Linked DNA regions of Mus musculus: regions 1 and 3 are each linked to region 2. The links are chromatin loops, found by intact Hi-C in ENCODE. Cell type or tissue: left cerebral cortex. All regions are shown on one strand. Region 1 overlaps Bpifb1 (BPI fold containing family B, member 1). Region 2 overlaps Snta1 (syntrophin, acidic 1). Region 3 holds the start of Gm39963 (a long non-coding RNA gene).

Region 1 (8,000 bases), 170 kb before region 2:
AACAGAAAGGCGTCACTCTGAGTCTAGATCCAGGGCTCCTTCCAGGGAATCCAGATGCCAAAGGCAGTTCTGGGTAGCAAAAATGTAAGCAGCAATGGTGGCACCACCAGGTTGGGAGGGTGGGTATGGAGTAGATGTAAGTGACCTGCAGACAGAGCAGCGTCTCATCCAGGGCTCCCAGACCTCCTAGGCAGGCCTAGGTGAGCCCAAAGCAAGCTCACCTTCTCCGTTGACTGCCTAGCTGATGTTGGGCAAGTCACTTTCCCATATCTCACTTTCCCAGTACAGAAAATGCTGCTAATGACACCTTCCAGGCAGCACACGTGACCCACTCAAGAGTGCAATGTCACCTCCAGGGGACCTGTCAGCACCTTCCTCCTAGGATTCCATGTCACCGCTATAAAGCAGGGACAATCCTCTCTTACAAGCTCCCTAATCTCCCGCTCTCCTTTGCCAAAGGCTCTCCTTCGTGGTCAACTCCTTGGCAAAGAATGTTATGAATCTCCTGGTGCCAGCCCTGCCCCAAATAGTGAAAAACCACGTGAGTAAGACAGGCCTCTGGCCTATGGAGATGGCACCCCCTGTAGGACTAGGGTGGAACTGCAAGCTGGTACCGTATGAGTTTTGTCTCCTTGGGTGGGATCCTTCCGGGACTGAGTAATTCCTTCAACTAAACCAAGAACCACTGAGCCAATAAACTGAGCCACTGACCCAGCAAGATCATTGAGGTCAAAGTAACAGGAAAGTCAAAAATTCAGGAGGCCTTGATCATGTGCTGGTCAAGGTTTTAAAACGTGTCTCTTAAAGGGTTGAGGGAAGGATCCCTAACTGTAGCTTTTGCTGACTTCCCAGTTATAAATCCTACCTTCAGGCTGACTTTTGTCTATAAAAGTGATGTCATGGAGCAGAGCTGGAAGAAGGTACACAGTAGCAAGCTCCTGTGTAGTATTGCCACCCAACAGACAGGAGACAGGAGACAGTACCTCAAGTGCATCAGACAGGGGACGGTACCTCACGAGCATCAGACAGGAGACGGTACCTCACGAGCATCAGACAGGAGATGGTACCTCACGAGCATCAGACAGGAGTCAGGAGCTAGTACCTCAAGTGCATTAGACAGGAGACAGGAGACAGTACCTCACGTGCATCAGACTGGAGACTGCTTTAATAGACAGTAGTGGATGCAGAGCAAAACACCTGGGAGAGGATGGGTTTTCTGCCTTTATTAAATGTATTTTAGTATGTTTTATGTAAGTATATATACTTTGATTTTAAAAACCAAGCCAGAAATCCCTGAACATCCTGCATTTTGTCTTGAAATGTTGTCATAAGCAGACTGTGGCATGCTCAGCTGTCCAGCTGTGGTTTGAAAGCACTGCAGCCCACCAGATCCAGCTCCGTTTATTTCTTCTGAGTCCGTAAATTCAGGCTGTGTGTAGGGGGTTGGGGAGGATAGAACCCACCTACTTTACACCTACTAGACAAGTGGTCTATAGCAAAAGATACCTGCAAACCTCTCATTTTATATGCCCTTAATATGCCATGGGTAAACTGAAATGTTTAGAAGCGGGTTCTTTCATATTGACCAGTGATTTCCGTTGTAAATTCAAGATGCTTTAGCCAGGCAATAGTGGTGTATGTCTTTAGTTCCAGCACTTGGGAGGCAGAGACAGGCAGATCTCTGAGATTAAGGCCAGCCTGACCTACAGAGTGAGTTCCATGACAGCTAGGGCTACACAGAGAAACCCTGTCTCAAATTATCAAAAAAAAAAAAAAAAAAAAAAAAACCTAAGGGCTAAGGATGTTCCTCAGTGATAAGGTACTTTCTTAGCATACAAGGTACAAAACCACAAAAAAAAGGAGAGAGAGAGAATAAAGAAGAAATCTCAAATGAGATGTTATTTTATTATAAAGACCTACTTTACTACTTTATTCTTAATCTTGTGTATATGAGAGGACGAATACATTCTACACACATGGGTGCCACCAAGGCCAGGAGTGTCTGACTCCTGGAGCTGGAATTGCAGGCAGGTTTGAGCTGCTTGGAGTAGGTGCTGAGTTGGGTCCTCTGGAAGACTGACACACTCTTAGCAGCTGAGCCATCTCTCAAGCCCCTGGATCTTATATTTTATAAGGGTTAATTTAAGAAACAATATTGACTAGTCTGGAAAAGGCTTGGAATTCCAGCTCCTTTAGGAGGCTAAAACAGGAGGGTCACAGTTCAAGGTTTGCCTGAGCTACAGAGCAAGTTCAAAGCCAGCCTATGCAACTTGGCAAGGTCCCACCTCAAAATAAAAAGCCAAACGAGCAGGAGATGTAGCTCAGTGGTAAAGCACCTGCCTACATGTGTGAGGCCTGGGATCAATCCTCAGGCAAGGAGGGAGGGAGGGAGGGAGGGAGGGAGGGAGGGAGGGAGGGAGGGAGGGAGGGAGGGAGGGAGGGAGGAAGGGAGGAAGGGAGGAAGGGAGGAAGGGAGGAAGGGAAAGGAAGCAGGAAGGAAGTTAGTTTCTGGTTCTTCTTGGAAGAGGGAAGGTCAGGAGAAAGGGGGGAAATAAAAGAGGGTTCCCTTTCAGCAGAACCACTAAATCCACACTGCTGACTCTTAGGGGCTACTGATATTTTTTGTGGGACTGGGCTGCTGGGTGAGATATTTAGTAGCATCTTTGGCCTCTGTCCACTAGATGTCAGTATGGCTCGTCTGCCACATAATGATAACTAAAAAATGTCTTGCCAGAGACTAAAATCGTCCTAGGTTGAGAGTTGCTGTGTCGATGTTAGGCAGAGAACTCCTTGATGGCACAGGACTATCTGTTGGGGCTGGAAACTCACCAAAGATACAGAGCTTAGCAGTGGGTGGGACAGCCCAGCTGGCCCTCTGTCCTAGAGTCTGACATGGGAGGAACTCTTTTTATGGAATGAATAAGTGAAATCTTGGCTTCCTCTAAGAGAGTTATGGGCTCCTTTGAGCACTCATGAGTGTCCCAGGAAGGGTAGCTGGCAGGCCAGGTACAGTTTAGACACAAGGCAAAGGGCAAACCGTTGACCAAAGGACCTTAGGACAGCTGTGAACACTGAACAGCAAGGTGGAACGGAGATGGGCAAATCTGTGAGTCCTCAACTTCACAGATGAACATTTGACTGTCTGGGGCATTGCAGTGAGACTAGGAGGAGAGCAGGCCCAGGAAGCAGTAGGCAAGGGGCTGGTTCTTCACTAATAGCCCTGACTTTGTGCTATTACAGCTGTGCCCTGTGATCCAGCAGGCCTTTGATGACATGTACGAAGACTTCCTGAGACTGACAACAGGTAGGGGCTCTGCTGTCTGCACTGCCTTTCCCTTGACTGCAGGCTTAGCCTTCAGGCCCCACCTTTACCCAGGAGAGACCGCCCTCTCAGCACCTTGGGCCAACACAGGTGAACAGGCACCTGCTAAGCCCTGCCCAGACACTGCAGCTTCAACTTCATAAGCACCTTATATGTGCAAGGCAGTGCTTCTCAACCTTCCTAATGCTGTGACACTTTAATACAGTTCCTCATGTTGTGGTGACCCCCAACCACAAAATGATTTTTGTTGCTACTTTCTAACTGTAATTTTGCTACTCTTATTAATCATAATGTAAATATCTGTGTTTTATGATTTCTTAGCCAACCCCTGTAAAAAGGTGGATCAACTCCAAGGGGTCATGACCCATAAGTTGAGAACCATTACTCTACATGAGGCTCAAATACCCAGGTAGGGCTGGATTAAAACCCAGCTCTACTGCTGACTTGATCCTTGACCTTGAGGGAGTCACTTTACCTCCTTGTCCCCAGTTTCCTCAATGAGGCTTTCTACCTCCCAACCTCAAAGGATTATAGTCAATATTTAAAGGTTATAGAAAAGTTCTGGGCATACAGGACATGTTCTGCCTGACATGGAGTTGCTTAAAAATATATGCACGCTAGATGGACAGATGGATGGATGGATGGATGGATGGATGGATGGATGGATGGATGGATGGTAGATTATGGTAGATTGACTATTGTGTGATTCTGAAAGGAGGGAATAAGAGCAGAGGTGAGCTGTATGTACAGAACAAATGTCATTTCTCCCTCCCTGAGAACAGAAAAGAGGAGAAGATATGGACTTCTGTGTTCAACCTTGGAAGTTGGTCCTGCTCAGCCCTCTCATAATAGGAATCAACAAAGGGGAAGAAAGCCCTACCGTGCTGTGATTTACTATCTAAAGAGGCACATTAAAGAGCAGCCTAGCCATAGCAGCATGGGCAGAGCAGAACAAATCACTAAGCCCCTAGTGCATATGAGGGCTAAATCCAGGGTTGGGTGCTGTATATGCACCATCTTACTCCCTCGGTGCACTCAACTGCACATATGGGGAAACTGAGGCATATGGCTATGCCTCCTCTGAGCTCACAGAGGAAACTCATGGTAGGGAAGGCTGGGACCTGATCCTTCCTGCTCCAATTAGGGGTGTGTGTGTGTGTGTGTGTGTGTGTGTGAGAGAGAGAGAGAGAGAGAGAGAGAGAGAGAGAGAGAGAGAGAGATCAGATCCAAGGCTGCAAGGCACTAATGTTATGGAAATTCCCGAGTCTGTCTAGCTGCTCTGTTCTCAGTGAAGCAGGGCAGGGCAGGGCCATGCACTTGGAGTGGGTTACAATGATGTGGGGGAAGCAAAGGTTTTAAACACATTAAAGTCTAGCTCTATGCTGGTGTTTGAAGTGGTCCCTGCAATGGTTGCCATGGTTACTACCAACAGCATCATTTCTCCTGACTCTGGCAGTGTCTTTAATGGCCAGAAAGAAGCAGTAGAAAATTACCCCACCCAAACACACCCTCCACCTTCACAACCTTTCTTCTTGCCCTGAGCAGCACCCATTGCCCTCAGTCCTGGAGCCCTGGAGTTTGGCCTTCTGTCTCCTGCTATCCAGGACAGTAATATCCTGTTGAACCTGAAGGTGAGTGTCTAGACCTCAGAGCATACTGGGGACATTAGCGAACAGCTCTTCTTCTGTGACTACCCAGGGACTAACATCTACACATCATCAGGGTATGTAGCTGATGACATCGTATACTAAGCATCTTGTGAAAGCCAGCAGGTAGAACGTCATGTCTCCCTACCTGACCTCAGACCTCGACCCTGTGTGTGCATGGGTCTCAGGGTCTTTCTCTGCCCAACCTCAAACTTCTGGTGACGTTGCAACATGGGCTCAGGACAGAAGCATCCTCAAGGATCACACAGCCCTAACTTCCAGACCATGACTCTCTGGCTGTGTAGCTCTGGGCAGGGTTCCATGGCTGTAAACTATAAGTGGTGATACTTAGGAGACAATGAGATGAGACCACACTGGCTTCCAGGGGGTGCTCAGTAACAATGGGATTCTGTAAAACCCCTACTGCACATCCTATGGGTGGTGTGAGTCCCAGACCGGTTCTCGGGAGTCTTGGAAACCACTGCGTGGGAGAGTTCCATCTGCTCTGTTGCAGTTTGAATCCTTCCTTCACCTAAAGGGTTTAAGTGGTTGAAACCTAAATGAAAAGCAAGCATTCTGGTTACAAGCTGGTTGCAAGCTAGTCATGGGTAGCATGCAGCCACAATCCTAGGTGCAAAAGGATCGTTTGAGTTCAGGCATTAGGGGCCAGCCTGGGGAAGCATAGGGATATACCATCTCTTTAAATATGAGACAGAAGGACAGAAGAAAGGATGGAAAAAGAAATTGAGACAGGAGAGAAGGGAGGGCAGAGGTAATCTAAGGGAGTCAGGAGGGGAGGCTGCCAGGTACCTGACAAGCCATTGCCTTCATCAATCTAAACTTCCTGACGCAAATACAAAGATGGAAAACAAACAGAATGGGTTCCTGCCTTAGTCTAGTTTGTGTTGCCAGAACACAGTGCCTGAGTGATTTATAAACATTAGAAGTGTACTAGGCGTTTGGTCCTGGAAGCTGGAAATCCAAGAACATGCTGCATCTTCTGTTGCGGGCCCCCATGCTGCATCTGCCTGTGGTGGAAGACAAAGAGATGGGGAGGGTGAGAGCAAGGGCAACCAGGAGTTGAGCTTACTTTCATGATGGTCTACTCCCACCTCCAGTAGCTAGGCCACTCCTGCAAGAGCACTAACCACTGATGAAGGCCCAGTCCCGTCCTAAAGGACCCGCCTCTCAACCTTACTGGCCTGGAATGAGGTTTCCACCATGGAAACTTTGAGAAACACCTTCCCCTCAGCACAGTTGCTTCCTTCCAGTTGGTGACAGGATACAATGGGCTATCAAAGTCCTCAGACCGTGCCCTGCTCTGTGTCTCCTCAGGCCAAGCTGCTGGACTCACAGGCGAGGGTAACCAACTGGTTCAACAACTCTGCGACTTCTCTGATGGAGACCACCCCAGACAGGGCCCCCTTCAGCCTGACCGTGAGGCAGGACCTGGTGAATGCCATTGTGACCACCCTGGTCCCCAAGGAGGAGCTTGTAATCCTGCTCAGATTCGTGGTAAGCCTCGCTGTGTGGGGAGGATGCCTCACCCCCATGCCATCTGCCCGCTGAGAGAGACCTGAGGTGGGAACTCCCAGTAACGATCAGCTCTGCCCTGATTCTGATGTTCAATGCTAGAGCCAAAGGCTTCCCTTAACACCTGGGCCCTGGTTCTGCCTTCAGAGACCAGATGTGTCTGTTTCCTCCCCCAAATATCCAGGGGGAGCTCCAAGGCACTCTGGGTACTGAGGAATCCGGAGATGGTGCCTGCACCCCAATAGCACAGATCACTAACTGATCAGGGTCCTCATTTCACATACTGAAAGCGTGATTAATGCAACTGACTCACACCCCTCCCCCTCTCTCCAGATTCCTGATGTGGCCCGCCAGTTACAGATGGACATCAAGGAAATCAATGCAGAGGTGAGTCTGTTTGCCACCTAGAGCTTGCTAGGTGCTCGCTGACTCTGTTCATGGGTCTCTGCAGGGTAGAACGGATGCGGGCTCCTCTCTTCTTTCCCACTAAGGGAACCAGGCCCCCTGGAAGCCCAGAGACTTCTTCAGTCTAGCAAAGAAACTTGAAATTGATGATTTCCAGTGTGACGACCCATTGCAAGGGCAATTCCCCGTACCCCCAGATGGAAGGGGTGGGCCAGAGTAGGACAGCAATCACATGCAGTGGAGAGAAATGCAGGGAAAGGCAGACAATGGCCTGGAGCTGGGTGAAGAGAGCAACTCTAAGCCCTGCTTCAGGCTAAGAAACTGAGAATATCCCTGAAGGGAGATGGCACTCCACCCAGGGGTGCTGGGAAGGACAGAGGCTGGAGACCAAGAAACACCACAGAGGACACTAAGGGCCTGTGCCCTGTGATCAAGTGTGGGTCTGATGTCGTTCCAGGCAGCCAACAAGCTGGGGCCCACCCAGATGTTGAAGATCTTCACCCACAGCACCCCCCACATTGTGCTGAACGAGGGCAGTGCCAGGGCAGCCCAAAGTGTCGTGCTGGAAGTGTTCCCTACCAACACTGATGTCCGGCCCTTCTTCTCTCTCGGCATTGTGAGTTTAAGTGTCTGTGACAAAAACTGGGGGTCACTCTGTTCATTGTTATGAATTGGGGCATCACCTAGTAGTGTGGGGAGGAGAGGGAGAGAAGAACCAAGAGTCAAGAACTTCGGAAGCCCATCAGCTAGTCACTAACACCAGCAGCCCATAGGGATAGAGGGACCATAGCTTCCATCAAGGCAGCTACATCCCAGCTAGGGGCATTTTCCAGAGAGAGGGCAACATTCAGTAGCTGAGAGACCTCACCCCAGAAGAAAGGGGGTGGGTCAGAGTAGGACAGCAACCACATGCAGCCGAGAGAAATGCAGGGAGAGGCAGAGAAGACTGGAGAAGGGTAGAGTCTTGGGTGGGCTCTGAGGAGTGAGGCTAGCCAGGCTTCCCCCAAGGGGGCAGGCAGTGCCTGTTGTGAGTAGATGGAGTTGACTCCTCCTTACAGCAGGGTCTCTCTGTGCAGCTCTGCACCACAGGATTT
Region 2 (8,000 bases):
CTGTTTCAAAGACAGTCTCAATGCGCGTGTCCCCTCAATACCATAACCTTCAAGAAAGTGGACATAGGAGGTAGGGTCTTCACAAAGTGACTAGGTCATAAAGGTAGAACCTCATGGTTACCTTATTTAAAAGAGCCCAAGCTGGGCACAGTGGCACATACCTTTAATCCCAGCACTCCGGAGGCAGAAGTTGTGGCTCTCTATAAGTTCGAGGCCAGCCTAGTCTACAGAAAACGTTTCAGAACAGCAAGAGAGAGAAAGAGAAAGAAAACCCTATCTTGAAAAAAAAAAGATTTTTAAAAGACTAACTCATTTTACAAATTTAAGGGTGAGTATACAAAAGTAGTCATGTGCAAAGGCTCACGCAGCAAGCAGTCCTTGGGATCCAGCCACAGTTCACGCTGATCCCAAAGCCCTATTCTTAGCACTGACTAACTCAACCTCAGACTGGCTGGGTTCCCTCTGGGGCTGTGCTGGCTGACAGTTGAATAACCATAGCCAAGTAGTGACTGCTGACTCCAGTCTCCTTGCCTGTAGGGTGGCAACTGTGTGGTGAATACATTGCAATGTGGGGAAGACATGGATAAGGAGTGGGGCCAAAGGATCTGGGGCTGTGGCAGTAGTCCACTGTGGGTTCCCGGGCTAGTGTGGGATTAAGGACTGATGAAGGTTAGAAAAAGAAACAAACTCCTCTGACTCCAGAAGTTTGGGGATCCCATGTTCTGCTCGCTTTAAGACCTGAATGTTCTACCTGCCATGATCATCTTTCATCTAATTCTGCTAGTTGGTGAAAGTTGCCATCGTGAGCACTCATTCCCCCTCCACCCCACTGTGACTGTGTGTTCTCTTCACCGCTGTCAGGCAGATGACCTGAATGGCCCATGTGATTGACTGTTCTTTGCATTCCACAGACCTACCCACAGGGCAAGCACACCCTAAGAAGCCCAACCAACAGCCCAGAACAAAAGTGCCCTGCCCAGCCCAGTAGTAGAACTGTCAATGCACAGTCCAGGCTCATGAAAGGAAATGTCTGCTGTTGCAGGCATAGAGACTGGACTGGGTTTGTCCAGGGTAGGGGTCACTGGTGTCACAGGAATCGCAGGAGAAGCTGACTGAAGCATGCCCCTTTCCACTGCATCCACTCCAGTGTCTCCTCCTGACAGAAATGAAACCACGTAAGGGAGCCTGGTCCCACTGTCCCCTCTGCTAACTCCCTGTGTCTGACCAATTGGAATCACACTTTTGATTGCAGGGGATTTTGATGAATTTCTTCCTGCTGAGGATAAAGACCTCTCAACGTTGCTCTCTGCCACATCACTGGGGACTACAACAGATGTATCCTAGATGCTTCTGGGTGAGCAATTGGTTGGTGGATGTATAGGTGAGATGGATGGGTAAGGAAGACTGGAAAATCTCTACTTAACCACATCTCCCCATTTCCTAGTGCCTAATTTCTAACCAAACTAATTAAGTAACTTCATGGGACAGTTTCCTCATTGACTGGAATTTCATAAGAGACCTCAGACAGGAAACAATCCAACTCAGCCAGTCTCAAATTTCTGACCCACAGAATGGAAGACAGGATGATCTGCTAGATTGTAGGGTCACTTATCACAGAGCACAGATAAAGCCAGTACTCACTTGAAGACCCAGTTCTCCAGGAAAGGGGTCTCACACCTTGTTCTGGTTCCTCTGGGACTACAGAGCCACCTCAGAGTCCCAGTGTAAAGACACAAACCACAGACATGATGCCAGGCTGCCATTGTGCTCACAGGCTGTTTATTATTCAAGATGAAGGAGGGGAGAGAGGACGAGGAGAAAACCCAGATGCCCCACGGGGCTCAAGGGGAAGTGAACAGAAAGGCTCCTCTTCTTCCTCTTGCCACTGACCCAGAAGACTCCAGCTGCAGAGATCTCAGGGTGGCTTAGAGGCCTCCAGGAGGCCTGGCAGCTCTGCTGTTGGCTGGGGACGGGATCCACACAGGGTCAGGTCCCAGGCTCGGAATGGCTTCTGTGTACACAAAATATCTCTCTTAGAAAGGCACTGGTGGAGGTGAGCAGTAGGAAGGCTGCCCAACACAAGCCAGACTCGCTGTCCCAGGTCTGAGTTCTGCTTCCTCAGGCTGGTCTCTGAGGCCCTAGTTCCCCTCCTCTCCCTTCCCTCAGCCCCCAGACGAGCAGGCAGTCAGCAGAAGGACAGGTCAGGCCACAAGATGAACGATCCTCTTCAGGGCTGGTGCATCTGACAGCTTCTAGGCCAAGAGCCCCAAGCGGGTGACCTTGGCGGACAGGAAAGAGTGGATGATAAAGACCATCGTTTTGGGACACGAGTGCAGGTCCAGCTGCTGCAGAGTGGACAGAGAGAAGGGTCAGGAATTCTGTCCAGACTGGCCTCCAGAAGAGCATCCCCACCCCCAGGATGCAGAGGCGGTCCTCCACTTACGATCTCTCCTTCAGCACCCCCAAAGTCCAGGAAAAGGAGACTCGTGCCATCATCTGATGACATCTGAAGTTTCTCGAAGGGCTGTCGGAGCAGCATGGCTCGGGCTGCTCCAGGCTCAGCTGCCCACAGGGTGAAGCCCTTGTCGATGTGCACAGACAGGCTGCAGGGACGGCCGTTCCACGTGCAGGCTGCAGGAGAGCAGTGAACACAGACCCTGGCACCTCGGTGATCACAAAGCCCACTCAGCTCCTAAAGCAGCTCCAGAACCTGTCTGCCGCTCCTCCATGGATGGGAGGCTCCCTCTGTCATGACACCGAACAACCACTGGCCCAGCCACCCTATCCTAAAATACAGAAGGTGGGCCTTCGAGGACCCACAGCTGCATCTTGCTTCGTTTCCAGCAAAGCCACGTGTGTTAGGGAAGCTTGGCTCAGTAGAAGAGTATGTAGCTATCATGTACAAGGACTTGGGTTCAATTCTCAGCACAATAAAATAAATGGGAGTTAAATTCTGTGATGGACACCATGTTTACCCCATAAAGGCGCAAGATTAGCAGGCTAAATTTAAATTTTATACAAATATAATTTAGATTGACATAAGAAAGTATTCACTGTTTACCTGAAATTCAAATCTAACTGGTGCCCTATCTGACCTACAGCCTCACCCCCAAGACAGGATCTCACTGTGTAGCCCTGGCTGGCTTGGAACTTGCTATATAGACCAGACTGGCTTCAAACCCACAGAGATCTACCTGTCTCTGCCTCCCCAAGTGCTGGAATTAAAGGTGTGCGCCACCTTGAATCCTCACCAGCAGAATCACAGGAATAACATAAGAAAAGACACCAAGAAGAAATGTCTCCCTTCCTCCCAGAGCATCTGCATACCCCAGATAGGGGCCCCTGAAAAAGCCCAACCTCCGTCTGTTCGCTCCCTCCCCCCAGAAGCACCATAAAAGAAGGAACTTGAAAGCCTCTAGGCACAAGAGGCTCCACCTGACACACCTGTAGACACTTCTTGTATGCCTTCAGCAGCCCGATGACAGCCATCCACCAACTGTCGGGTCCAGGCTGCCAGCTCTTGCGGCGACTCCACACTGAACAGGTGAGTGTCCACACCGTGCCGTGTACCCGTGCGCAGGGCAAAGGAGAGTTCTGCATCATAGGGCACTGAGCCCTTGGAGGGGCCTGAGTGCACCAGCCTGTGTGCAGAGCAGAGGGCCAAGCATGGAGCAGGGTGGGGCCGGGGCAAAGACCTGCATCCTTCAGCGTCTTACAAGGGACAGGAGTTGCGGAGGTTCATCTCCTCCATCTTCCCCTGACGCTTATTTCAGCCTTAGTCGTGTCCTCCACACATGTGCTTTCTCTGACTGAATACTCACGATCTCCCTCACACTTCCTGTAGATCGCTGTTCATAGATCCCCTACTCTGTCTAAAGGAGCTCTTTGTCACTACCAGCTTACTTTTCACCAGGGTTGCAGAAATTGTACACTTTGAATGCTTTTGTTATTTGGACGGGGTTTCACTCTATCACCTTGGCTGGCCTGGAACTCGCTATGTAGATCAGGCTTGATTCTTCAGCTTCTACCCACTGAGTACTGGGATTACAGGCATGTGACCCACACCCAGCTGAAATTATACGTGTATGTATATAATTTGGCCCAGCCAAAATGATACATTTTACTTATTAGTTTTGGTAGGCTTTTGGCTGACCTTTTCACTAGCTAGACTAGGGTAGAAGTTCTTGTCTATTTTATATAACACTATATTCCCAGTAATTTAAACTATGGGCACACAGTAGGTGTTTAATAAATACCTGTCTTAATTAACAAGTCACTAGATTAGACAGACAATCTAAAACCTGTCACTTGTCAGCTGGTGCAGAAACCAGGCTAGGCAATCATGGTAACCATGGTAACAAGGGCCCTAGACCCTGCAGCTTGATTCTCACTTGCTGTGTGGCCTTGGGCAGCTCACTGTCCCTCTCTGGCCGCCAAACCTCTAAGTTCTGGCTCTGAGCCTCTCTGTTCTTCACTTCACCCACTCTTAGTTTCCCTTGGGAGTGTTAACTGAAGCTCCCACATTCCAGCCCTGAGCCTCAGACCCTCCAGCCCCCAGTCTTCTGAGCCACATTCCCTGTTTCCCACATATGCTCTGGACATGACTCAGCATCTCTGGAACCTCCTCTACAGACACCCCAACTCCATTCTCACTGCCCCCAGCAGCGCATGCACACACAAACACACACACACACACACACACTCCGAATCTCCTACTCACCCACGGCCTCCTGCCCATCTGGCAAGCACGGAGCCTGTGAGCTCCCACCCATGTGCTTTCCACTGCAAATGCCACAGTTCTCCATCTGTGTCCCCACCCACCTGCTCCCCTCAGCCCCAGGTCTTCCCAAAGCTATGGCAGCCTCCCAGCTTCCGCCCTTCCCTTCCCAGTGGATGTTCTCTGTGGCAATCACGCAGCTTCCTCTACAGCACAGCCCCGGTCTCCTGACTCCCAGCTTAGCCCCTCTGGCACAGCTTGCCACAAGTGTTAAGATAGTGCTGGGGCTGAGAAATGGCTCAGTGGGAAAAGTGCCTGCTGCCCTAGCATGAGGCCTGAGTCTGGGTCCCTGGCATCCATGTAAAGCCAGGTATGGCAGCAGCCGTTCACAGTCCCAGTGCTATGGAAAGCAGAGACAGGGGCCACTGACCCCTTAGCCTGTCAGTCTAGTCAAAACTTCAAGCTCTGAGTTCAATAAGAGACTCTGGTTTTTTCCTTGGTTTTGTTGTTGTTGTTGTTTTGGTTTTTTTCCAGACTGGGTTTATCTGTGTCTGTAGTCCTGACTGTCCTGGAACTCACTCTGTAGACCAGGCTGGCCTCGAACTCAGAAACTCGCCTGCCTCTGCCTCCCAAGTGCTGGGATTAAAGGCATGCACCACCACGCCTGTCTGAGACTCTGTCTCAAAAACATAGTATGAAGTGGCAGTGACAAAACATGCCTTTAATCCCAGCAGCTAGAGGCAGAGGCAGGCAGATCTCTACAAGTTCAAGGCCAATTTGGTCTGTGTTACAAGTTCTAGACTATGGAGGGATACTTAGACTCTGCCTCACAAAAATTATATGTATGCTTGTATGTATGTATATGCACAGAAATATGTGTGTATGCTTACCATATATGTATATATAAATATTTATGTACATGGACATGTTCGAGCACTTCATACCTTGATACCTCTGACCAAAGATATTCTACCACCCTCCTCAAAAGGCACACTCCTCACTCATCAAAGTCCATTGCAAATGTCACCTCCACCTTACATCTTCCCTGGCCAAGTCAGACAGTAAACTATCTCCTATAACCTTCAATGTAACGGCTCTTCGGTGTCTGTCTCCCAACTCTGGATTCTCTCAGAGGTAGTAACTGTCCCCTGAACCATGCAGTATCAGATGTAGGTGTCAGTAGCTAAGTGACAATTGTCACTTCCCATTTGTCTGCTCTGAGCCTCAACTTTATAAATGAGGAAAGTGTGGCCGAGAAGGGGCGGAATGAGCCTCAGATCACCTGGGGAATAACTGGAGGCAGAACAGGGCTAAGGTTTGGGGCTTCTGGGGCCTATCTGGAATACCACCTTCCCAAGCCTGCGAGCAACACAGTTCCCCTGCTCCTCGGTACCTGGTGGCAATGAGCGGGGCAGTGCGGGTCGGCCTGCTCAGGGCCTCTCGGCTCTGAGGGAGAGAGCAGTAGAAGAGCAGCTCCTTCTCAGTCAGCAGGGCCAGGGTTGGTGCCGTTCCCCCGCTGGGCAACTGCAAGCAAAATGGTAATGAGGAGAGTGGAAGGGAAAGGGGTCCCCCGCCCCGCCAGGAGGAAATGGAGTGATAAGGGGTACCGGAAGTGGGACCCAGCAAGCACCTGTTCTGTCAGCCAGCCAATCTGCTTGATGTCCTGGCTCCCAGCTGTACCTGTGGCTGTCAGCAGAGCCTGGAGCTCATCTTTGACCCAAGGTATGAATGTGCCGATCTGCGCTTGGATGGCGCCCGCCCATGACCTTGCGCTGGCCTCATCCTTGGCCCTCAAGAAGACAGCGTCCTGGCCGTCCGCTGCACAGATCTCCAGGTACCTGAAGGCAAAGTGAGATCCAAGTCAGGCACATCACTGGTCAGCTATCCAGCCTGGCATGTGGCCCAACAAACCCACCCACTGCCGAACCCGAGGAAACCACACCGGGCATCCATGAGAGATAAGGACTGAGTTTGGTGCTAGAATCTCAGCCAAAGGTGTTAGATCCTGGCAGGATCTAGAGACAAGAAGCTACAACACACACACACATACACACGAATTTCTATACACCCACTCGAACATGTGCTAGTGGCTGCAATTATGGTATAGAGACCTTTTCTCCTGGTTTCTTTGAAAGGTTCCTGCTGAGATAGTTTTCCAGTCATCCCTGTTGCCTAGAATCTAATTCATCTACTAATAGGGGAAATATATTTAAAATCTTAAGATACAAAGTTTGCTTATAATAAAGACATAGGCCAAGTGGTATACAAGTATCAAGTAATCAAAGCACTATAGAACTAAGGCAGGCAAGAACACACTAAAGAGACTCTACCCCCACCCCTAGTCCCCCAAAAAGCCAGGTCTGGTGGCTCACATCTGCACTTGAGAGGCTGAGGCAGAAGGATCCAAAGTTCAAAGTTATCACTAGGGCAGTCAAAATGACTCAGTGGGTAAAGGCACGTGCAGCCAAGCCTAACAATTCCTGATTCCTGAGATCCACATGGTAGAAGAGAACTAATGCCTAAAAGCTGTCCTCTGATCACTACACATGTGCACGAGTGCACTCTCTCTCTCACACACACAGGGAGACAGACAGACAGACAGACAGACAGACTGACGGATGGATGGACAGACAGAGATAGACAGACAGACTGAATAAATAAATTAATTGATTGATTAATTTAAAAACTGAGTGTACTGGCTAGTTTTGTGTGTCAATTTGACACAAGCTGGAGTTGTCACAGAGAAAGGAGCCTCCCTTGAGGAAATGTCTCCATGAGATCCAGCCGTAAGACATTTTCTCAATTAGTGATCAAGGGTGGGAGGGCCCATTGTGGGTGGTGCCATCCCTGGGCTGGTGGTCCTGGGTTCTATAAGAAAGCAAGCTGAGCAAGCCAGGGAAGCAAGCCAGTAAGTAACATCCCTCCATGGCCTCTGAATCAGCTCCTGCTTTCTGACCTGCTTAGTTCCAATCCTGACTTCTTTTGGTGATGAACAGCAATGTGAAAGTGTAAGCTGAATAAACCCTTTCCTCCCTAACTTGCTTCTTGGTCATGATGTTTGTGCAGGAATAGAAACCCTGACTAAGACACTGAGCTACCTAGACTATATGAAACCCTGTCTCAAAAAGAAAAAAAGTTGGGAAACAAGAGAAAGTGAGTAGAGAGAAAAGAGAAAGTCCATGCCAGAAAGTATGATGGGAGAGTTCCAGGGGGGTAGCAACAGTGGTGCTGGAAAGGGTTTCCAAAATGTTTTAGGGTACATTAAAGATTCACTCCGTTTGGA
Region 3 (8,000 bases), 200 kb after region 2:
TTTTTAATTTTGTTTGTCTGGTGGGGAAGATGTGCTCAGAGCATCTGATGTGGATGCTGGGACTAAACTCAAGACCTCTGCAAGAGCAGTTCAGGCTCTTGATCACTAACCAGCTTGGTTTTCATTTTTGTCTTTTGGTGGTTGTTTTTGTTTTGTTTTCGTGACGGTCTCATGTAGTCCAGACTGCCTGGCCATGTTTGTTGTTTTTTTTTTTTTCAACTTGACACAAACTAGAGCACCCAAGATGAGGAACATTAATTGAGAAAATGCCTCCATCAGACTGGCCTGTGGATGTAACCATTGGGCCCTTTATTTTAATGACTGACAACATGGGAGGGGCCAGTGCCATCCTTGGGCAGGCAGTATAAGGGTGGGTTGGTATAAGAACACAGACTGAGGGGCTGGTGAGATGGCTCAGCGGTTAAGAGTGCTGACTGCTCTTCCGAAGGTCCTGAGTTCAAATCCCAGCAACCACATGGTGGCTCACAACCACCCGGAACAAAATCTGATGCTCTCTTCTGGAGTGTCTGAAGACAGCTACAGTGTACTTACATATTATAAATAAATAAATTTAAAAAAAAAAAGAACACAGACTGAGCGAGCCAGAGGGAGCAAGCCAGGGGCATTCCTCCATGACTTCTCCTTCAGTTTCAGCGGTTCCTGCCCAGCTTCCTCAGTGACTGGGTGTGGCGTGAGTAGTTAGAAGATGAAATAAACACTCTCCTCCCCGAAATGCCTTTGGTCATGGTGTCTTAGCACCAGAACAGAAATCCAAGACACTGGCTCAGACTCACTGAGTGTAGCAGAAGATGATCTCGAACTCATGACCCACCTCCCTTTACCTCTTGAAGGCTGAAATTACACAGGGGACACAAATGACAGCTTTTCCAGGGCTGGGCATGTAGCTCAGTTGGTAGACTGCTTGGCTCAAAAGTAGGGCTCAAACCCCAGCACTGCGTGCGCTCAACACACAGAGGAGCTTACAGCCCTGCCTGCTGTGCTGGGCTCACTGCTTTAGCTAAGACATTGTTTGTGTTTTGGGGATATTTCATTAGATCTTAGGTTTTGCTATTTGGGGCTTTTAAAAGGGGGCTGTTTTGGAGTTTTTTGTTTTGTTTTTGAGACAGGCCTACTCTGTTGGTCCTGGCTCTATATACTTTATTGCATGGGTTTTGGAAACAACACTCTTGAGAGGGAACCATGGGCTCCCACAGATGCCAGAGGAATTCATGACATAACAAAGTCAGTCCAAAAGAAGTGTCTAAAGAGCTGATGTGGCCTGGCCCTACTCCTGAATCTCAGCTGACACCCAGCCCACAGGGAGACGGCCGGAAGAGCAAGGATCCTGGCATTCACGCCAGGACCTGTGTACAGTGCAGCCTACTTTCTAAGTCACGGCTTTCGCGGGCGTTCTTGAGCAGAGCTGGTGCAAAACACAGGCTCCCTGTACTTAGATTTCTCAAACCAACATTAGAAGAGAGCCCAGCTCTCCTTTGTCCTCTGCCAGGGTGGGACTGGCCTCGTCTGCCTCTGCTTAACATCAAACCCTTCGCTCTGAAATGCCCTTCAAGGCCGAGTAAGACATATTCCCTCTGAATCTGAAACAAGGCAAGGGAAGAGGGGCAAACACTTTTCCTTTTATAAATATGCTCTGGCTTCTCAAAGACAAGGCCGACCTTAAGTCACAGCTTGTCGTGACATGGCTTCATTCTGGGGGGGCAGAACCCAGTGTTCTGGTTTAGGCGAACGAAGGGTTCAAAGCCTGCTTCTTATAAACCGAATGCACTCACAGGGCAGTTAAAGGGAACAGGGTGGAGAGAGAGGCTGTTGCCAGGATCCTTTCTGGAGCATGGATGTGGAAGGCTTGAGTGGAGAGCATCATGGGCAGTTTCTCGGCATCTTAGTCTGCAAATCATTGCTCTCACATGGGCTTGCTTGACGATCTCTATTCTGGGCATGGAGAAGCAGAAAGGTCCCAAATTAACATCATCCTTTTCCTTCACTTTGAAGTCTGATTACTTAAGAAAAGACTTATTGTTGGCCGGTGTGTGTGTGTGTGTGTGTGTGTGTATACAGAATAAATGATTTTTTTTTTATGTATATGGGTATGTGAGAATATTATGTCTGCTTGTACCTCTGGCCACCATGTGCATGCAGTACCTGAGAGAGCCAGAAGAGGGTGTTGCATGCCCTGGAACTGAGGTAACAGCTGTGAGCTATCATGAGGGTGCTGAGAATCAACCTGGGTCCTCTGGAAGAGTAGCTAGTGCTGTCAACCACTGAGCCATCTCTCCAGCCCCTCAAAGGCTCACTTTATATAGAAAGTGACCCAAGCACACAGATGAGGAGCAATGTCAGAGTCAAGATAATGCAATATAAAGGTTTATTCGTAGACAAAGACAAGTGACTGTTCACAGAAGAGTGTAAAGCTCTGAAAGTGCTAGAAGCCAGGGGTGGAGCAAAGCCGGAAAGGGCTGACCCAGTCAGTTACGAGCGTTGTCCAGACTTGGGATCCGCAGTATCCATGTGAGACACCAGGTGCAGTAGTGTGTGTCTGTGATCCCTGCACAAGGACACAGAGACAGGGGATCCCTGGGGCTCACTGGCCAGCTGACCTAGTTGAATTCCTGAACTCCAGGTTCAGCGAGACTGAGAGATCTCAAAAATAAAGTGGAGAGCAACTGAGGTAGACACCTAATGTAGGTCTCTGACCTCCACACACTCACACACACACACACACACCCCAGACACACACGCATGTTTGCACGTGCGCATGCATGCACATGCAGAGTTGAGGGCACTCTTAGAGTGGGTGTCCCTGGCAAGGGGCTACTTATGACTGAGCTTAAGAAAGAGTCTTACTTTTCCCTTTGCTATAGGATTGTTGTACAGCTTGATGGTTTGATTTGTTTGAGAGACAGGGTCTCATTCTGTAGCCCCGCCTCGCCTGGAATTTCCTGTGCAGATCAGACTGATCGTCCAACTCATAGGCCAGCCTCTGACTCCCAAGTGCTGAAATGAAAGGAACAGACCACCTATGCTACTCTGTGTGTGTGTGTGTGTGTGTGTGTGTGTGTGTGTGTGTAGAGAGAGAGGGGGGGGGAGGAGGGAGGGGGGGATAAAGAATGAACTAGATCTCTCCTGCTGCCCCGGAAAGGTGAGAACTAGAGGAATGTATGGGAAGCCACCACCATGGCTAACTTAGTCTAGACACTGAATTGCAGGCCATCCTGGGCTATAGAGTGAGACTGTCTCTCTCTCTCTCTCTCTCACACACACACACACACACACACACACACACACACACACACGGGTTGTGGGGAAACCCAAGCATTGTGGGGCAAGTGGACCGTGCCCCTGGAAATCTCAGAATTGAGAACAGTAGGCGTGAGGGCAGCTCCCCACCAAACTACCTGATCTGATCTGGGACGTGTTATCATGACACCCCACTAAGAGGCCTGTGACAGTAGGTCTGCGAAGCACAGACACCTGCCGTTCTCCATGATAATGAGGTATCAGCATTCAGCCAATGAACTTCCCTTCCTGGGCACTCCTTCCTGAAAAAGGCATTTAATCCCTGGTTCACCCTGAGTAAGATGTATGCATTCTTATTCCCCCATCAAATAAAGCAGTTTGGCCAAGCAAGGACCCTCTCCTTCTTCAAAGATCTACAAGGCACGAGACCTTCATCCTAAAGAGCCAAGACTACATCTCCGGTAGAAGGCCTTCTCTCTTCTGGTCCCTCCATACTCTTGACATTCACTTGGAACCAAACTGGATTTCACCCCAGTCCTAGGCTCAGCCCTCCCCTTCCTGCATGGTGGGTAGAGGAGACACAGACCCCATTCCCAACTCCTCAAGTTCCCCAAGGTCTCTTGGGTACACAGGAGGCCAGGAACCACAGTGTCTGTCCTAGACCCCACTGTTTCTTATCCGGGAAACATGGGATGGGACTCTTATCACGGACTGTGTTCTGCCTCTCCTGAGCAGCTTGCCAGCGACAAAGCAAGGTACCCACATTTATAGTCCTAGCATTCAGGAAGTGGAAGCAGGAGGATCAGGAATTCAATGCCAGCCTCAGCTGCATGCTGGGTTTAAGGCTAACCTGGGGCTACATGATATCCTGTCCTTCTGTTTGTTTGGTTTTAGGTTTTTGAGACAAGATTTTTCTGTGTAGCACAGGCTGTCCTGGAACTTGCTCTGTAGACCAGGCTGGCCTTGAATTCACAGAGATCCATCTGCCTCTGCCTCCGAGTGCTAGGATATAAGGTGTGCGCCACCACTGCTGGGCATGCCCTGTCTTAAAACAAACAATAACAAAACAAACAAAAAACAACAAAAAAACCAAAATCAAGACCCCCCCCCCACAGGAAGAAAGTTAACTAAACAATATAATATTTTAACTTTTTCAGTAATTGTAGATTAATCCACTCTGCTGTTTAAGGAAGGCGAATGGCAATAGCTCCTCTCCATGTGCCAATGGCCCTTTGGCAATCCCTACACACAGATCATAGAAAATGGAGGCTCAGCAAGGAAGGAGTGAAGCTGGGCTCCTCCCAAAGCCGTTGAAGACAGGCTCTGTTCCTCTCTGTGGGGACCACCCCGCCTTCCTCCCTGGAGTGTGCAGTTGGAGGCACCAGATGCTCTGGCAAGATCCAGAGAGATACCATCTGCGAGGGAAACCTATTCTTAGAGAGCAGAGTCAGTAAGTGGTGGAGCAGGCCACCCCCAGCAGTGGAGGAGGGATATCAGGGCAGGAGTCCAAGGCTGACTGGGGAGAAGGGCCGGCTAAACACAGGGCACACTTATTTCTTACAACCAGCTTCCTCCTGTATTTGTTCTATTGGAAATAAGAGCAATGTCTTATTGAATGCTCACTTTACATGCGTCACTTAATCATTCCAGACACCACGAGGCGCATGTCATCACAACACCCCTTTTACAGATGAGGCACAGATGGCTAAGCCACTTCATCCGTCAGGGCTCCAACCTGAGCATGCTGGCTCCAAAGCCCTTACCCCTTGCAACTGTCTATACTGCCTCTTAGTGTATTGACTAGTAGCCAATTTTAGTTTGGGTTTTTCTCCAATAATAAAGCCCAAGACAAGGGTTTGTGTGCAAGTGACGCACTGTCCCAGCAGATGCAATGGATGTGGCGTTGAAGGAGATAGTTTCCACCATGGGCACCTGGAGTCCAGCCCTGCTTGGAGCTCTAGCAAGCAGCACGCAGAGTGTATGGAGGGTTATCTCTTCTGAGGGCTGGGAGCTGCCTGTGATGATATTTCTTAGTGCTGGCCTAATGCTGCTCAAGGGGCATATTAATCTCTAAAACTTCACACCTGCCGCAGAGTGGTAAATCAGGCACCAGGAGTGGGATCCCTCAGGCGGGGGTGGGGGGGTGGGGGTGGGGACACCGGAGTGGCGACTGGAGAAGCCAGGTATGAAGAGAAGAGAGGATGGCAGGGCTCCCCATCATCTAGACTAGACCTGCCTGGCAATGGCCGTCTCCTGACGGGCTCCAGCGCTGGTTCATCTTCCAGTTCCAGCAGAGAAAGCAGCTCTTCCAAACGATCTGCTCTGAACTCGCAGGGAACGGCCGTGGCTGAGAGCACTGGGGAGTCAGAGAGAGCCTCTGCTGCCCTGCAGCTCTGTGACTGGTCAGTGACCTGGGACAACTGCCATTCACCACCCCCTCAGCAAGCTGGCGGGGCTCCTAGAACAGTACCCACAGCTTGGGAAACTTATAAGACATACCTTGGACCAGCTCCAGACCCCCTGGGTCAGAATTTGCATTGTATTCATTCATTCATTCATCCACTCATTCATTCATGTGTTCATGAGATAGGGTCTCAGTCGTCCAGGCTTCCAACTTGCTTTGTAGCAGAAAATGACGTTGAGCTCCCTTCCTCTTGCCCCCACCTCCCAGGTGCTGTGAATATGGGCGTTTGTCTCCATGCCAGCCCAGAATCCGCACAGTGATGAGCACTCCAGCGACTCGAGTAGACTTCTACTGGTCATTTCAGTCACATAAAAAGACAGGAGGAGAGGGCACGGTGGAAGGAATGCACTGCACCAAACCAAGTGCCTCAAATCGGTAGCCTCCGGACCAGGCTTTTCTGAGAGCTGTTTTGTTCCTTCAGATGAATGGTTTTTAAAAATTCTGCCTGGCACACAATTCTCCAGTCCACTGTGCCCCATTCCCCCCCGTGCCATAGCACCCCAAGCACTTTCCATTTATGCCACCAAGAGCTCCTGTGAGCATCTGGGTTGGTGTCAAATGTCAGATGCTATAATCAACGACTGCAAAGCACGGCTAAGGTTTTCTAGGTTTAATGCGGGGCACTGAAGGAAACACGGGCTTCAAAGTCAGGCAGGCTGTTCAAATCATCCTGAGACCACATACCTGGAAAACATGGATCAGCGTGCATCCTTGCAAGGTTACTAGGGATTAAAGACAATCATATGCAAAGCAGTCAGGAGGAAGGAGAAACTCGCTATGCTGAAGTCACTGGTATAGTGGCTCTCAGGTGCTGCCAAGTGTCCAGGGTGGGCATCGGGTTAGCAGGGCTGGAGGTGCTGAGAGTTGGAGAGCCTTCCCCGGGGATGCATCACAGAGTGGGGGCAGGGCTCAGACTGTGTCTTTAGTTCCAGATTTTCAGTGTCCTCCGGAACCTTCTGTGAGGATAACCGTGTGACCTGGTGCACGCAGAACACACTGGCAGTGTTGAGGACATACTTCAAGAAAGGCTGTTACCAATCTTTTATATTAACATATGTAGCAATGGCACAGTTTGGGAAATATTGAGTTAAAATATACACGATTAAAGGTCTGAGGCTGGAGAAATGGCTTAGTGGTGAAAGGCACTTAGTTCACCAGGCAGTCCACGTCTTTAATCCCAACACTGGGAGGCAGAGGCAGTCTGAGTTCGAGGCCAGCCTGGTCTACAGAGTTAATTCCAGGACAGCCAGGGCTACACAGAGAGACCCTGTCTGGGGAAAAAAAAAAAAAAAAAACCTCAAACAATCATACAACAACAACAACAACAACAACAACAACAACAAACTTAAGTGCTCTTGCAGACGACCAAGACCAAGCTTCATTTCCCACATAGTGGCTCACAACACCCATACCCTCAGTTCCAAGGAACTCAGCGCCCTCTGCTGACTTCTGCTGGTACCACACACACGCATGGTACACAGATGTACATGCAGGCAAAATATATGATTAAGATTAATTTTACATGTTCTTTAATGTTTTATTATATTTTCATTTATTTATTGTATATGTGCGTGTGTGTGTGTGTGTGTGTGTGTGTGTGCACGTGTGCATGCACACATGCCAAGGCACACATGTGGGGGCAGAGGACAACTTGCAGGAGCTGGTTCTCTTCTTCCACCATGTCACCATGTAGAACACAGGGATCAAACTCAGGTCGCCAGGCTTGGCTGCAACCATCTTGACTCACTGAGCCATCTCCTTGGACGCCCACCCCCGCCTTTTTTTGAGACAGAGGTTGTTTGTTTGTTTGTTTTTTAATGTATCGCAGCCTGGCCTGGAGCTCACAACCCTACTGCCACAGCCTTTTTTTTTTTTTTTTTTGGTTTTCCGAGACAGGGTTTCTCTGTGTAGCCCTGGCTGTCCTGGAACTCACTCTGTAGACCAGGTTGGCCTCGAACTCAGAAATCTGCCTGCCTCTGCCTCCCGAGTGCTGGGATTAAAGGCGTGCGCCACCACTGCCCGGCCACAGCCTTCTTAATGCATCTCAAAAAATGTGGACACTTGAAGTTTTATTCTCAGTGCTGGTGATAGGATCCTGCGTCTCATACAAGCTTGACACGTGCTGTGCACGTGACTCATCTAGTGCTCCTATTTGACAGTAGGGCTCCAGAACTTCTCAGCAGAATAATTTAGACAAAGAATTTAGTTTTTTTTTCCCCTTTCAAAGTGTTTGTAACCTATTGCCCACTAGCAAGGAGCCCTCTGATATACAGTAGAGGGG

Evidence for each region. A loop is a pair of places that touch in the nucleus more often than their neighbours do. Peaks named below come from ENCODE experiments on the same cell type or tissue, not always from the same donor. Only the 100,000 strongest peaks of a DNase experiment are listed, where the experiment ranks them.
Region 1: it touches region 2 in a loop (12-fold over the local background); 25 of 42 quality-filtered maps call a loop at or near these places.
Region 3: a loop joins it to region 2, with 11 times the contacts of the local background. A loop is called at or near these places in 2 of 42 quality-filtered maps.

What each region holds. Positions count from the first base shown.
Region 1 is chr2:154,206,631-154,214,630 of GRCm38, forward strand. It overlaps Bpifb1 (BPI fold containing family B, member 1), which reads left to right. Exons shown (of 16, transcript NM_001012392.1): 6 at 460-541; 7 at 3,241-3,304; 8 at 4,868-4,953; 9 at 6,304-6,483; 10 at 6,835-6,888; 11 at 7,364-7,522. Among named protein-coding and RNA genes, the nearest start is that of Bpifb5, 13 kb to the right of the region's middle. In left cerebral cortex, CTCF peaks have their summits at 585 and 2,681 (motif pointing right); DNase peaks (open chromatin) are centred at 2,705, 4,729, 5,440 and 5,915; H3K27ac peaks cover 896 bases.
Region 2 is chr2:154,374,564-154,382,563 of GRCm38, forward strand. Snta1 (syntrophin, acidic 1) reads right to left here. Exons shown (of 8, transcript NM_009228.2): 4 at 6,348-6,555; 5 at 6,111-6,241; 6 at 3,445-3,641; 7 at 2,444-2,631; 8 at 1,751-2,345. The coding sequence ends at 2,253. Among named protein-coding and RNA genes, the nearest start is that of Cdk5rap1, 5.8 kb to the left of the region's middle. In left cerebral cortex, no CTCF peak of the experiment used is centred here; DNase peaks (open chromatin) are centred at 439, 3,793, 4,722 and 6,583; H3K27ac peaks cover 2,164 bases.
Region 3 is chr2:154,579,444-154,587,443 of GRCm38, forward strand. It overlaps Pxmp4 (peroxisomal membrane protein 4), which reads right to left. Exons shown (of 4, transcript NM_021534.3): 4 at 7,601-8,000. It overlaps Gm39963 (a long non-coding RNA gene), which reads right to left and starts at 4,187. Exons shown (of 2, transcript XR_866872.1): 1 at 2,863-4,187; 2 at 2,367-2,563. In left cerebral cortex, CTCF peaks have their summits at 2,156 (motif pointing right) and 7,176 (motif pointing left); DNase peaks (open chromatin) are centred at 4,668, 5,583, 5,899 and 7,159; H3K27ac peaks cover 1,144 bases.